Linked DNA regions of Homo sapiens: region 1 is linked to region 2. A link is a loop called in an ENCODE intact Hi-C map of the cell type or tissue named here. Cell type or tissue: heart right ventricle. All regions are shown on one strand.

Region 1 (8,000 bases), 410 kb before region 2:
GAGGCAGGAGAATCGCTTGAACCCAGGAGGCAGAGGTTGCAGTGAGCCAAGATCATACCATTGCACTCCAGCCTGGGTGACAGAGCAAGTCTCCATCTCAAAAAAAAAAAAAAGGAAAGAGGTTTAATTGACTCACGGTTCCACATGGCTGGTGAGGCCTTGCAATCATGGCTGAAGGCGAATGAAGAACAAAGTCATGTCTTACATGGCGGCAGGCAGAAAAGCTTGTGCAGGGGAACTCCCATTTATAAAACCATCAGATATCGTGAGACTTATTCACTACCCCATGATTCAGTTATGTCCACCTGGCCCCACCCTTGACACATGGGGATTATTACAATTCAAGGTGAGATTTGGGCAAGGACACAGCCAAACCATATTAGGCAGGGACTTCTTGGCAGAGAGTTGTATATGTTTCGTTGCTGTGGTGAAAGCCTGAACAGGTGAGCGTCCTTGAGATGCCATGTGACTTTGGCTGGCAAGGACTGGCTGGGTGTTCTCCAATTGTGAGCTCAATGGGGAGCAATAGCATGCCTGGCTCACCTCTGTGTGGCCACATGCCCCTTGCTCACAGCAGTGTCTGCCTTCCTTGCAGGAAAATCACCCTTCTCACAGGCCCCAGGCATTTCTGGTAGATTCTATCAGAACAGCCTCTCCCTAGTCCTTTCTTAGCTGCCCAACCCAGCTGCCCCATTGCTGCCTGTATTCCCTGGGTCTTCCCACTTGCCCTGGCAGCAGATCTTAGTTTAGGTTTTCCCAAAAGCAGACGCCAAGACAAGGATGTGGGTGGAGGAAGCTTATATAGAAGGTGACCTTAAAACGTACAAATAACTGAGTAGGGCACGTAAGAGGGGAAGAGAGAAATGCCAAACACGAGTATGTTAATCAGAACAGCAGCTCTGTTTCAACCAGGGCTCATAGCTGGGCCCTCTGAGAAACCACGTAACAACACATCTCAGAATCACCCTTCCCAGTGCAAGGTAGCAAGGGCATTTATCCTATGGCTCCTTTCCCCCTGTGGTTGAGGGTGACCTGTGCAGGAAATAAAAACTTCCAGGCTGTGCTCCTGTGGTGACAGAGGAGAGAGCCTTGGGGCCAGAGATGGCCATCAGTGTGCTAGGAGCTGTCTGTAGCTGCAGATGAATGCAGGTGGGCCAAGGAGCTGGGGGAAGGGGCATCGCTGTCATCCAGAGAGACCACAGAGACAGCAACCCCGCTGTGGGGACACTGGCCACTTCTCTGCGCTGTTGATGTTGCTGCCAATAAAATATTAGCTGCCAGCAACGCTGGCCTGCCTCTTCATGACATACACTTCATCCTCTCATGGGAGCAGCCCTAGCCCTTTCCAAACCTCAGAGCAGAGGTTTCCGAACCCCAGAATGAGGAGGAAGTTCCTTCCTACCCCAGCCAAAAAGTCACCTCATTTCTTGTCCAGGATTACCCCCTTCCAGGGTGATTGATGGAAGAAAGAGCCTTAGGTCTCCCAGAATATACTCTTACTCCATGGCATCAATAAGAAGTCACAGAATCATCCAAAGTTGGGACACATTTCCAAATACCTCAGTTATACAGGTATGTCCATGGTCACCTGGTTATATTTACATTCACAACACCTAGGCAGTAGGCATGACTGAGTGAGAGATGGGATAAGCGATTCCAGGAAGATGCCTATACAACATAATTCATCACTTCATTTGAACATGGCCCACTGCCTGCTTCTTATTGAGGTTTCCTGGCTTGGGATGTCTATGTGAATTTCCTTGTGGTATGTTTCATTTGACTGATCCTTATGTTTGAACATGTACATGTGCTGGGAACAGAAAAGGCCTATTTTCAGAGATGAGAGTCATAAGCTTCCAGGGCTCTTCTTTCTGGTTTTCACAGTAACATGTGACTGAAACAGGATATCATTCTTCAGGCTTGAGACCAAAAGTTTCCCTGTGGCAGTAAAGTTCTGCAGGAGGGTGGTTTTGTTTTGGTGTGTGTGTGTGTGTGTGTGTGTGTGTGTGTGTGTGTGTGTGTGGTTTTCTTTTTCCCTGATAGACCCTAAAGAGTGCATTTTACACTGATCTTAATCAGTCAGATAATAATATCCACTAGGCAAAAACCATTTGGTGTGCTATATGCTAACTGCTGAGTTCAGGAATATAAAAGTAAATGTGTCATATGCTGTCTTGTGGAAACTCACAGCCTGGTAGTATACAGGTCTGTAAGAGATCAAGTAGGAGTTTGGGAAAGGTTTCAGGAAAGAGGGGGTATTTTGGTGTTTGATTTTTGTTGACTTTTTTTTTTTTTTTTTTTTTTGAGATAGGGCCTCACTCTATTGCCTAGGCTGGAGTGCAGTGGCACAATCATAGCTCACTGCAGCCTTGACCTCCCTGGGCTCAGGAGATCTTCCCATCTCAGCCTCCCAGGTAGCTGGGATCACAGGTGTGTGCCACCACACCCAACTAATTTTTGTGTGTTTTGTAGAGATGGAATTTCACCATGTTGCCCAAGCTGGTCTTAAACTACTGGGCTCAAATGATTCACCCACCTTGGCCTCCCAAAGTGGTGGGATTAAAGGCGTGAGCCACCTCACCCAGCCAGAGGGGGCATTTTGAATGGGGCCTTACAGAAAAAGATTCTCAACCATATGAGGAAGGAGAAAGGGCACTTTAGCCAAGACAACAAAAGAGTTTCCAGGAAGCCTCTGTTAATTTTGGTGCTAATGGAGGGAAAATGCTGTAGAGTCCAGGAGCCAGTGGGTAGATGACCATCAGGGTTGGGTGACTGGGATATGAGGCTAACAAAGAAAATGAGACCCAGCTCCCAGGTCGTGGTTTTTAGCACCATTTCCAACAGGAGAAACCAGGACTTCTTGGAGAAATGGCTAATTTTAGACCTGGGGCAGGGAATGTAGATGAGCCTAGAGCATCTTGCAGTACCAAAAAGAAGTGCTAAGAAAAAATATATATACAGGGCCACACATTGAAAATGTCCAAAACCAACCTGAGGGAGCTCCCAGTGGCCAAAGCTGGAATTATTTGGGGGAAAAATTAATAATAGCAGTATTGGATTATAACCCAAAGTCTAAATACCCTTAAATTGATACTGATATAAATAACTGAACAAATAAGCAAATGGGAACAAAAAGACAACTCTGCCTTATAGAATTTCAAATACTTTGTGTAGATATAACCCCTTCAAAAAAGGTGGCAATTAATTCCACAATCCTTGAGTGGCTGAATTTAGTGACAGGCTTCCCATGGTTAGAGTGTGGAAGTGGGGACAGGGTAGGGGGAGGGTGTAATGAAAGGGTACTTCACTTCTGTGGTCTTCCTCCCCAGCCTACCCATGAGAAAAATATAGGAAAAATCAAGCAGTCCTGACCATCACTTCTCAAAACTGTCAAGGTCATGGTAAAAACAATGCAAGTGTGAAAAACCATCACAGAACAGAGGACGCTAAGGAGACATGAAGAAAAGAAGTGGTATCCTAGACCGTTTCCTGAAACAGAAAAAGGGCATTAGAAAAAACCTAGTGAATCCAGATAAGATATAGAGTTAACAGTCATGTACTAATGCCATACATAAATAGCTGTGACATATGTACGATAGTAATGTGAGCTGTTAACAATAGGAGGGGAAACTGAGTTCGGAGTGCATAGGAATTGTCTGTACTGTTTGTAACTTTTCTATAAATCTAAAAACCATTCTAAAATGAAAAGTCTATTTAAAATAAAGGGCTGGGCGCCGTGGCTCACACCTGTAATCTCAGCACTTTGGGAGGCCGAGGTGGGTGGATCACCTGAGGTCGGGAGTTCGAGACCAGCCTGACCAACATGGAGAAACTTTGTTTCTACTAAAAATACAAAATTAGCCAGGCATGGTGGCACATACCTGTAATCCCAGCTACTTGGGAGGCTGAGGCAGGAGAATCGCTTGAACTCGGCAGGCGGAGGTTGCAGTGAGCCGAGATCACATCACTGTACTCCAGCGTGCACAACAAGAGCGAAACTCTGTCTCAAAAATAAAAATAAAAATAAAATAAAATAAAGCTGGGTGCGGTGGCTCATGCCTGTAATCCCAGCACTTTAGGAGGCCGAGGCAGGCAGATCACTTGAGGCCAGGAATTCAAGACCAGCCTGACCAACATGATAAAACCTCATTTCTACTAAAAATACAAAAATTAGTGGGGCATGGTGGTGGGCGCCTGTAATCCCAGCTTCTCAGGAGACTGAGGCAGGAGGATCACTTGAGCCCAGGAGGCAGAGGTTGCAGTGAGCTGAGATCGTACCACTGCACTCCAGCCTGGAAGACAAAGTGAGACTCTGTCTCAAAACAATAAATAAAATAAAGGAAGAAGATGAAGCTCACATTAGAGGACCATGAACTAAGAGTTTTAGACTGTATTGTTTTGGTAGCGGCAACTAGTGGTGCCTTATGAGCAAAACAACACAGTCAGAAATGGGGCTTTAGGAAATAACATAGGAGCAGTATGGGAGATGCTCAGAGAGAGTGGAAGGAACTCCAGCAGAGCATCTCCTCATGAGAAAAGGATAGTGTCAAATAGAGGAGTGTCAGTTTGGATGGGGAAAAGCTTGAAGAGGACCTAGAGATGTAGGGAGAGTAGCTAGAGTAAACCAGGCTGATTCTATGTGGTGGATGTTGAACAGGTATGACTCCATGAACCCCAGGAGGAGATGCATCTTGAAGAGTTTGATCTTGTTTACTTTGAGAGTCACTTTTCTATGCCCTAAAATGCTGGGCTGAAGTGGCAGCTATGCTAAAATTGAAGCAGGAATGAAGAAACAGGAGATCTCAGTTCCAATCTTGGTTTCACCACTAAAACATACCTCTGTTACTCCGATCACTCTCCTGTAAAGTCAGGAAGGTGGCTTTAAAAACCTCTATGGCTGAGCTATTCAATTCAGCAACCAATAGCCATATGCAGCTGTTAAAAGCAATTAAAATGGAACATTCATTTTCTCAGTTACACCAGCTAGATATCAAGTGCTCAATAGCCAAATGTAGCTAGTAGCTACCACGTTGGACAATTAAAAAAATGAACATTGCCATCATACCAGATAGTTCTGCTGAATAGCCCTGCTTGAAGATCCTCCTCCTATAATCTGATTTTAGGATTGTTGATATATGCTGCTATTCTTAAACTGAAAGAGTTATTTTCTCATCTCAAACTCAAAAGTTAGATGAAAGTTTTTTATTATTATTCTTTATAAATAATAGAGAAGCTCTCTAAAATGTCTTACTACATAGAAAAAGGCATGGTAGAGAACGACTGTGTGTGTGTGTGTCAAGGGACACATACAATGTTTGTATGCATAGAATATTTCTCGTAATAGTCATAATAAACTGTCTCTATGAATGGGACTAGGGAACTTGGGACTGCCATGGAAAGGAGACAGTTTTCACAGCTTGAATTTTCTCTGTTTGTATATTATCAGTCTTATTGAAATTGGTTGAGTGCATATGTAAATTTCAGGAGCAAAACTGAATTAACCCATCAGTAGATATCAAATAACATTTGATACATATTTGAACAGTCATTTCAAGTAAAATAGAAAGAGGAAACTACTTAAATATGATAAAGACCACTAAATAAAACCTAACTGAACATATTAAATAGTGAAATATCAGAGATGTGGTATTAGGGACAAATGAGAAATAATGGCTGTTACAACTATTATAAGTGTTTCAGAGGTCCTAATTAATATGATAAGAAAATAGATTTTCATTTTTAGCATTATGGCTGATGACTAGATGTTCAGATAAATCTTATTGGTACCTCATGCTTTAAAAATCTGGATAAGCCTTCAAGAACATATTTTTGTATGGGATGGCTAAACTGGTGTGAAAAGGAAGGAAATTCTTCTGATTCCAAGAACAAGAAGGAAGTATAAATCTAGTGGGATAAGTGCTAATTCCTAATAACCTATCATTCCTAATGGCCTATAGCCTGAAGTTTAAAGGGTCACACATACAGGGTCAGGAGACAAATCTTGGGTAGAGTCTGAGCAAGAAAGAGGGTTGGATTCGAGCCCCCTGAATAGAGCCATGGTCTTGAAAGGGCAACTCTTTCAATGAGTACAAAATTTGTCCCACAGAAAGAGGCAATAAGGATAAATTATCTTAGCCTTGGATGTGAACAGAACAATTAAAAAGAAGTCTGCTTCAGATAACTCCTCATCAAAAGTCTATACTCACACAGATTTAAGGCTAGGATTCACAGTACTTATGTGACTTTAAAAAATCTAAATTGAAATTTTAGTTACAAGTTGTCCCAGGTCACTAGTGCCCCAAGACAGAAGCAAACATATGTCCTTCTTTTAAAGAGGAAGGAACTCTAAACTCAGACCACAAAGAACTCCCAGAGTTAAAATTCCAAGGAATATGACCTCAAAATTAGAAATCACCAAAGACATGAGCGTAAGCCACCATGAGCACTGTCAACAGAAACAATAATCTGTAGATTCATCCCACAAATACTATAAATATTAGAAACTGTTGAGCTATAGACTGGGTATGGTGGCTCATACCTGTAGCCCCAGCACTTTGGGAAGCCAAGGTGGGAGGATTGCTTGAGCCCAGGAGTTCGAGACTAGCATGGGCAATATGGTGAGACCCCACCTCTATTTAAAAAAAAAAAAGAAAAAGAAAAAAAGTGTTCAGTTATAGAATATAAAATGAGTATGTTTAATATGTCAAAATAAATGTTTTTAAAGACTTAAAAATGATAAAAGAACAAGAAACTATTAAGACTGGAAGGTAGATATGAAAAACAACCAAATAGAACTTCTAGAAATGAAAAAGTGTGAATAATAATGAAACTAGAAACCTCAATGGATTAGACACAGCTAAAGAAGGAATTAATGAACCAGAAGACAGCACTAGAGAAATTACCCAGAATCCAGTATAGAAAGACAACAGAATAGAAAACGAGAAAGAGAATTTGAAAACATAGAGGTTAGTCTAAGTAGATGCAACATACATAGCTAACTGGAATTCTAGAAGAAAAGAAAATGGAGTATAGTAAATATTTAAAGAAAACATAATGAATGAGAATTTTCTAGAATTGATGAAAGACATGAATCCTCAGATTCAGGGAGCTCAGTGAATCCCAAATAGTATAAGTAGTGACAAATCTACACCTACACATTTTACAGTGAAACCTAAGAACACTGAAGACAAATGATTAAAAGCATAGAGGAAAAAATCAATTATTTATAAAGGAACAACAGACTGAAAGCTGTCTTTCACAAGGAACAAAAAAAGCCAAAAGATATTAATACTGAAGATATCAAAATACTTTGATGTCTTTAAAGTGCTGACAAAAATGATCAACTTATAAGTTCATACACAGCCAAAAAAACTGTTAGGAGAGGCGGCTTTAAAAAGTTAGGAGAGGCAGCCAGGTGCAGTGGCTCACGCCTATAATCCCAGCATTTTGGGAGGCCAAGGCAGATGGATCACAAGGTCAGGAGATCGAGACCATCCTGGCTAACATGGTGAAACCCCGTCTCTATGAAAAATACAAAAAATTAGCCGGGTGTGGTGGTGGGCACCTGTAGTCCCAGCTACTCGGGAGGCTGAGGCAGGAGAATGGCGTGAACCAGGGAAGCAGAGCTTGCCGTGAGCCGAGATCGTGCCACTGCACTCCAGCCTGGGTGACAGAGTGAGACTCAGTCTCAAAAAAAAAAAAAAAAAGTTAGGAGAGGCGGGGCTCAGTGACTCACGCCTGTAATCCCAGCACTTTGGGAGGCTGAGGCGAATGGATCACCTGAGCTCAGGAGTTCAAGACTAGCCTGATCAACATGGTGAAACCCCATTTCTACTAAAAATACAAAAATTAGCCAGGCAATAGTGGCGCACACCTGTAATCTCAGCTACTTGGGAGGCTGAGGCAGGAGAATCACTTGAGGTGGAGGTTGCAGTGAGCAGAGATCGAGCCACTGCACTCCAGCCTGGGTGATAGAGTAAGACTATGTCTCAAAAAAAAAA
Region 2 (8,000 bases):
TTAGTATGCTGAGCATTATGTCCAGTCTGTACATAAAGGAACCGTGGCTCAGAAACGTTAAATAAAGTTATCAAGCTCTACCTCCAAAAACGGTGACTGTGCCAAAGTTTACCACCACTCTGTATTCTTAACCATGTCACTGTACTTTTGAAGAAATAAAGACAAAGTTCAAAAGTTAAAAACAGCTGCCTGCAAAGTAGGAGCTCCCCAAGCAAGGCCAGACCTCTGAGGGCCTTCCACATTGGGTAGATGGTTACTCTGGGTTTCCTCTGAGTTCCTATTCCAACCCATGGAAAATTGTCTTCCACAAAATCAGTCTCTGGTGCCAAAAAGGGGACCGCTGCTTTAGAGCCTATCTTTCATCATGCTCTAGTGGCAGCAAAGAGGTGACTGATACTAGAATTCTTAGCAGCTGTTTGAGATTTGGGGCAGATTACCGCAGCTCAGCCTCAGTTTCCAGTCTGTCTTAAGTGGACATAACAGGATCGCTGCCATGCTTACTGTGATGATTACATTTAGTAATATCCCTGAACATACTGAGCACTCCACAAATGCTTCTGAACCTGAATGTCTTACAGTAATGTGAAAGGAAATTGAGCCAGAGCTCTGGACAGGGATCAAGCTTGCGAGAATGTGCTCACTAAGTGCTTTGGACTCTACTGAAATTCTAACAGGAGTCAGAATATTTTTCAATTACTTTTGAGATGGAGTTTTGCTTCGTCGCCCAGGCTGGAGTACAGTGGCACAACCTTGGCTCACTGCAACCTCCACCTCCTGGGTTCAAGCAATTCCCCTGCCTCAGCCTCCCACATAGCTGGGATTACAGGCATGTACCATCATGCCTGGCTAATTTTTGTATTTTTAGTAGAGACAAGGTTTTGTCATGTTGGCCAGGCTGGTCTCAAACTCCTGACCTCAAATGATTTGCCTGCCTCAGCCTCCCAAAGTGCTGGGATTACAGATGTGAACCACCATGCACGGCCTCAATTAGTTTTTAAAATCAATTAAACTTTTCATAAAGGTAGTAAATTAATGTGGTCAAAAAATCTCCAAGCATAAGAGAATGGAAGGGAGATGTCCCTTCCTTCTCATTCCTATCCTACCCTTAAGTAGGTAGCCACTGCTACTATTCTCTTATGAGGCTTTGTAGTGATTTTAGTGCATATACAATCTAATATGAATATGTATTCTCCCACCCCACCCTGCTTTTTAAAGAGAGGATGTGATCTAATTTGTGCTTCAGGAACACGATGGCTGCATCAGGTGAGAGCAGGGGCTGGAGGAAACTATACTGTTGGCCAGCTGGTGGCTGATGAGGACCAAACCAGGGCAGGGGCCATGGCTGAGGAAATGGCAGAGGGGAGAGATGTTATGGAGATAAAATTAAAAAGCCTTGTGGATTAATGAGCTGTGAGAAGAGGAGGATAAATGGTAATGACTGGGTGTTGGAGACCAAGGATGCTGATAAGATTTGAAGAGTCCTGGAACAGAGGAGGAAGCAGGATTGCTAAGAACTGACTTGATGATAATGCTTTTGCCTTTCATTCTCAAAATAAGCTTGTTGAAATACCTATTAGAGACAGGAAAGCTCAGAGAGTTTAAGTAACTTCATCTGGGACCTGGCTAATAGATGGCAGGGTTGACTATTTGAACTTTGTCTGAATTTCACAGTGTATGAGAAAATGACACTTACCCCACTATCTGGGAAAATGGGAAGGGCAGGGATTGTTCTCCATTCACAGATGGACATTTGATTTGGGCTCCAGGACAGGAGAGAGTTCCTGAAGGGTCACCTGGGCTTGGTGATGGCAGCCCCTCAGCCAGAAGGAAGGGAGTTTTGCTGCCTGGTGTTCTGGCCCTTATCTTTATTCCAAGGGGCTGGACCTCCTGGACGTGGATGTGGGAGTTAGCAGTCTTCATAGTCAGAGGGAGCCCAAGGTCTCCCCTCTGGGGGACTGGCAGGCCTGTGGTTGAGCCCGCATGGAAGGTCTGTAAATATATCCTGCAGATAACATGATTCTTTCTCGTAAAGGCAGTTGGTCAAACGTGGGCCCAAGGATGATTTAATTTCACATTTTTATACTTCTTTCAATGGCCTAAATTTACAGATCAACTAAAATTCCGTTGTCAGAACACAGATCCTTTCTTGGTTTGGAAAATGTGACCAGGACAGCTCTAAGGAAATATGACATTAATGAGGCCTGTGGAAGAAAGAAGAGGGGGATGGCTGTGCATGGGGGATTAGGTTGGAGACACAAGATAAAAAGCAAGGTTTCAGCCGGGCGCAGTGGTTCATGCCTGTAAACCCAGCACTTTGGGAGGCCAAGCAAGGCGTGTGGGTCACCTGAGGTCAGGCATTCAAGACCAGCCTGGCCAACATGGTGAATCCCCCGCTTCTACAAAAATACAAAAATTAGCTGGGCATGATGGTGGGTGCCTGTAATCCCAGCTACTCGGGAGGCTGAGGCAGGAGATTTGCTTGAACCTGGGAAGCAGAGGTTGCAGTGAGCTGAGATCGCGCCATTGCTCTCCAGCCTGGGCAACAGAGGAGACTCTGTCTCAAAAAAATAAATAAACAAAAATAAAAAAGAAGCAGCAGCAGTAAGGTTTTAATTCCCGATTGCCAGGAGGGTTCTTGCCTTTATCCTGGGCAGGACAGAGAAGGGCACCGGTGTCTCTGGAGGAGCTTCCTAGTTTTATAGTGGCTGCTGAGGCAGTTGCTCCATCTTGGGGTGGAGAATGGCTGTTTGAACAAATCTGGTTCCTGGTCCTTCAGAAAAGAGGCTCCTTCTCTCCTGTAATTCAGGGCTTGGAAGTGATCTCATGCCAGTAAGCCAGGTCACCAGCATCTGTGCAGCTCTGTGTGGCCTGGGCGGAATTTTCACATTGACTGTTTCATTTGACCTTGTAGACAGGCTAGGGTTCATCACTGCTCAGATGAGGAAGCCAGGGCCCAGAAAGGTTAAGCAACTTGCCTCAAGCCACTCAGCTCAAAAATAGCAGAGCCTAGATATTCTAACCCAGGTGTCATTAATGTTCCCATCTCATGCTTCGGAATAAGTGGTCGGAAAGTACATTTGGCCTTCCAGGTTTGGGGAGGAAGGCTGCAGCTGATCTAACGGTTGGCTCTGCTTAGTCCTTGAATGTCTCTCAGGTTTTTCTCATGTTTTTCCAAGCCTGGTCTTCCAGCAGGACGTAGGAGATGGAGTGTCTCCCGGGGAAGGAGATGATGGCTCAGTGTGGAGCACCCCCATGCCCCTCACAGTCCTGAGCCCTTGCCGAGCCACCTGCGAGCCCCTCCCGGCCCAGGGCACACTCTCTTGTGGCAGCAGACATTGTACTGTGTTTCTAAGATGCTCTGGCCACTTCCCCTGTTTCTTCATTACCCTTTGGGAAGGAGGCCACTGAAAGCGTCTGGAAATCCGGGTTCTATAGACATTTCACAGAGGCCCCAGTCAGGCCCCCTCTGCTTTCTTTGGCAGGTCCGCACCCCACGCACCTTCCTGGTTGCTCACTCAGTCGGTGGGCCTTTCAGCTGCACTTCTGTGGGGAAGACACACTCCTGTCTGAGGAAGCAGCAGCCCCTCTGTAGAGATGGTGCTGGGAGTGGGAGGTGGGAAGGATGCATCTCGGTGTGAGATCCCGGAAGGAGGCATTCACTTGCTCCTTGTTTCCAATGATGTTTCTCTCTGGGAAGAACGAGGGGCATGGGATGAAGTGGCATATCAGGGCCAAGTGGCCAGAACAGGGCTGGTGCCCTGGACAGTGAGCTGAGGAGAGAACCCACTTCAGATTCACTTTCTCCTGGGCAGGAACCGTGAGCACAGGCAAGCTCCTGGGCTGAATGTGCGGGAACCTGTCTTGGCTTGGCTCCGCAGCCATTCCCTGTCCCCCCAGGGGCCACCGCAGGCTGCCCAGCCTGCCCTGGGGGGTAGGTGGACAGACATTCCAGGCAGGACCGTGACAAGAAGTAAATGTAGGTGATTTGTCCTTGTTCTGTTCCAGCTTGTACATTAGCATACCTTGACATGAGTTATTTGTCTTGATTTCTTTAAATTCCTAAGTGGATTATAATTTTTTTCTTGGTATTATTTGACAGCAGTCATTTTTCAAGGTTTCACTACGTTCTTCAAATACTTAGAATTTTTGGAACAAATTTAGGAAAAGACTGCCATCTTCAGGTTGGACGGTGCAGTGCAGGACCCGGTGTGTCTGAGGGCACCTCGCAGATGCTGAGGACTAGCAGATTTGTAGGGCTTTTTCTTCCTTTTCCACAAAGATTGAACTGCCTTCATCAGTTCAATACATCTAGATTCAATACATCTAGAATGTATTGTCAGTCCTTTTAAAAAAAAGAGAAAAAAGCCCCAGTGACCACTGTTGGAAGTTGTACTGTTGTGGTTTGTTTCATCTACAGTGATGGACAACCTCCTAGGCTGTCCCCACTCCACTTTTGGGAACAGACTTTGCATGCCTTAGAGGAAGGTAGGAAGCAGGTATCTGGAGAGGGTACTGTGTGCCTGAGGGAAATGCGGACGCCAGACCCCACAAGGCTTCCCCACACTGCCACTACCCTAGCACCGATGGTAACATCAGAACAGAATCGCCTTAATGAGTCTGAAACTTTCCCTGTCTTCATTTATGCTTTAAGTTTTAGTATGTCCAGGTTTTTGTTATCAGAGGGACCGTATTGATTTCACATTATTTCGTCCAAAGTAAAGAAACATCATGATTCTTCCGGAAAGTAATAACAACAGCAAATTACGTGCTATGTACAGTGTTATGTGTTTTCCTTGCATTATCTCATTTAATATTCTTGACACTCCAGTACAGTAGGTACTATTATTATTCCTGCATTATAGTTCTACTAAGTATACATATTTCCACTATGGCTGTGGAAACTGCAGCAGAGAGAGAGGGCTATAATCACTTGCCCTGGATGACTCAGTTAGGAAGTGGTGCTACTGCTCAGATTCAAACCCAGATCCCATCTGACACCACAGTCCAGGTGTTCATCACTCCTCACTGCAGGCTCCCTAAGCAGCAAAGAACAGCAGGGACCAGGAAACAAAGTGACCCATAGAGCAGCTTTGAAGGAAGACGAAAGTCCTTTATTAACCCCCCCCGGGTATCTCAGAAGCCCTTTGCAAGTGAATGGTTGACTTTCGAGGGTTGCATTCACCTTTATTATTATTTGCAACTGCTATGAAGAATAACTGGAGGGATTATAGCAAAACAAAGAGAAAATGGACATTTCTCCAAGTCAAAATAGAAATCCACATATTAAGATGGCATCAGGTACTGCGTGGCATCCTTGATCCAGGTAGGGTTTTACTGGTGCAACATCTTTTTGGTGAACCCTACCTGCAGACAAGCGTCCCAGCTCCTGTCCAGCTGTCCTGAGCGTTTGAGCTGTAGGAAAGCTTTGCAGTCTGACCCGAGCTCCTTTAAAGCCCAAGGAACTTGTGGCTAACACAGAGTAAACATCCTGAAGTAATGTTTTTTGCTTCCTTTTATGGTTCTTTCCCTTCCTCAGAAAAACTCCATAATCTTTCAAGATAGTTTTTGATTGGTGGTTTATTTAATAAAATAATTGTATAAGCCAGATTGAAGCACGTGGCCCATAGGAAAAGCAGTATTCTGCTCCTTCATGGCTCCTCACCTTCCAGTTCTACTTTTTGGGGACCATTGCTTGCAGCCTTTTCAGCCATTTCTTTGTATTAATATATTTACCTCCACATTTCTAAATAACATGCTTATATTGTATATCTCATTCTATTAATTTTAGGCATCATCTGTTGACTTCTTAACATAGAAGACTACGATTTAGTTCTCTAAATTTAGTATATGCCCCCCTCCGTCTTCCTTTCAGTCCCCCTATGTGCTTTTCTCTAAATTTAGTATATGCCCCCCTCCGTCTTCCTTTCAGTCACCCTATGTGCTTATATCACATTAAAAAAAATTAGCATTCAGTTAATTTTACAAACCCATATAAATTTTGCACACAGCGTGGTTAATGTTATATATTGGAACCATTTCCTTAATTGTAAAACGTTTTTTTCTGGGGTGTATGGTTGTCTTCTTAAAAAATTGTTCAGTTTTACATAGCTACACCAATTCACCCTCAAAGTTTCGAGGAGAACTCATACTCTTCTCCAGATGGTGAGATATAAATCAGGTCCGCTCTCTTGGTGACATCCTTCCAGGAGTCCTCAGCTCCACGGATCCACTCTGGACTGGTTGCTGACCTGGCTGGTTTCTTTACCTTTCTTCTATGTTAGGCCCCATCTCTTTTTAAAACGTATTCCATCCTTTTGTAGGAACATACCCTCCTATAGCTCCCTGGGAACAAGTTGCAAGGAAGGTCAGTTTTCTGATACCTTAAATATCTGAAAGAGTATTCTACTTTCATGTGTAATGGATAATTTGATGTTCATTATGGTTTTTGCCTTGGACTTGTGAAACTTTATTCATGTTTTCTAGGTGATTTCCACATATTTTCTCCTTGCTAATGAACAATATGTTTAATGCTGGAGAATAAGGTCATTCTTATAAAAAGAGCAGGTAAATGCTAATTTAGTTCATGTGATATGTAGAAGTGGTGTTGACTGTCTTTATTATCCCCATCTTCTCTGTAGGAATTTATGAGAACATATATTTATTTGGGAAAGATAGAATTCTAAGTATCGAGGTAATAAGCTTGCTCTGTACAGTCACTCTGTAGGTTCTATGAAGATGAGCACTTTGTTGTTAGCTCATGGATTCCTGGTGTCTAGCACAGTGCCTGGCATGTATGATGGATGATAGGTGTGCTGGTTCATTCTATTAAAATCTGTAAAACAGGCAGAGTGAGTACCTTTTCCATCGTTGACCTTGAGATGTTGATAATCAGTTGTGCCTCTACTGAGTGCCTAGGGGACTCTTTTGGAGAAGTCAAAATTAGCCTCCGTTTTGGATATTGAGGAAATCGAGTCTTGGGCCTTGCATATGTGAGTCATTGACATTCGCCCTTTTTCTGCTCATATCTTGATCCCAAATGCCAGTTTTCTTTCCCAAATGCCAGTTTTCTCTTATGAGTATTTGTTTTGTGCCCCATAGAATAGAATTGCCCTTTTTTTGTTTTATGTGCCACCTTCACTTTTGGGGAAACTACCACTGCTGGAGAAGAAACGAGATTTATTTGGGAAGGAGAGAAGCAAATAAATAATCCACCTTGGCCCACTTCCCTTATAAGGAGAACTGGCAAGACTGGAAATAGAGCCTTCACCAAAGGGTTTTTAGAATTCATTTCATTAAAACTTGAACCCAACATACAGATTTCTTCCTTTCAGCCTTCTGGATTTGGGGACAGAGGGATTCCTGACCTACCCAGGTTGAATGAAGGGGAGAGGGTGGTCTGTTTGTTTCAATGCTGTGGTCTCCAGGGCACCTTCTGTAGTACTTTGTATTCTTAGAAACAGAGTCACCACCTCTTGGCAGCAGTGAAGCCACTCAGATGCCAATGGTCAGAGTTTGGTTTCAAGTCACCAGCCTTGTAGAGACAGTGCCCAGTTTCCTTTGGCAAAGACAGCCTGCCCCTTCTCTATTCATTTCAGCCTTGAACACAGAGGTAAATTCCTCAAAATAGAAACCTTTGTGGACTCTATCTGATGCATTTGTGAATCATGTTTGTCACTAATTCTAATTTAACTTCATAGAAGTTTTAAAACGCTGTTTAGTTTTTTTGCTGTTGTTCCTTTCCCAAATCAACTTTCAAAAAACGTTGGTTTAACGGTGTTAGAAAGGCTTAGACATTTTCTTTTGGGGGACAGTGTGATTAATGTTTGCAGCAAACGCAAGGGCTGTGGTGTTGACAGATCCAAGTTTTATTAACTCCAGGACTATTCCTGGATGTGTGACCTCAGGCAAGTCAGTTCATCTCTAAGCTTCTATTTCCTCATCTGTAAAATGATTTAAATTAAATCCACCTCCAGCAGCGTCATGAGGCAAAGATTACCTGA

The links. A loop is a pair of places that touch in the nucleus more often than their neighbours do. Peaks named below come from ENCODE experiments on the same cell type or tissue, not always from the same donor. Only the 100,000 strongest peaks of a DNase experiment are listed, where the experiment ranks them.
Region 1: it touches region 2 in a loop (2.9-fold over the local background); 7 of 110 quality-filtered maps call a loop at or near these places.

What each region holds. Positions count from the first base shown.
Region 1 is chr11:12,482,527-12,490,526 of GRCh38, forward strand. The region is part of intron 4 of PARVA (parvin alpha); the gene reads left to right. Among named protein-coding and RNA genes, the nearest start is that of PARVA, 110 kb to the left of the region's middle. In heart right ventricle, a CTCF peak has its summit at 3,009; no DNase peak of the experiment used is centred here; H3K27ac peaks cover 1,926 bases.
Region 2 is chr11:12,890,082-12,898,081 of GRCh38, forward strand. The region is part of intron 9 of TEAD1 (TEA domain transcription factor 1); the gene reads left to right. Among named protein-coding and RNA genes, the nearest start is that of TEAD1-AS1, 29 kb to the right of the region's middle. In heart right ventricle, CTCF peaks have their summits at 4,176 (motif pointing left) and 4,385; DNase peaks (open chromatin) are centred at 4,180 and 7,480; H3K27ac peaks cover 4,112 bases.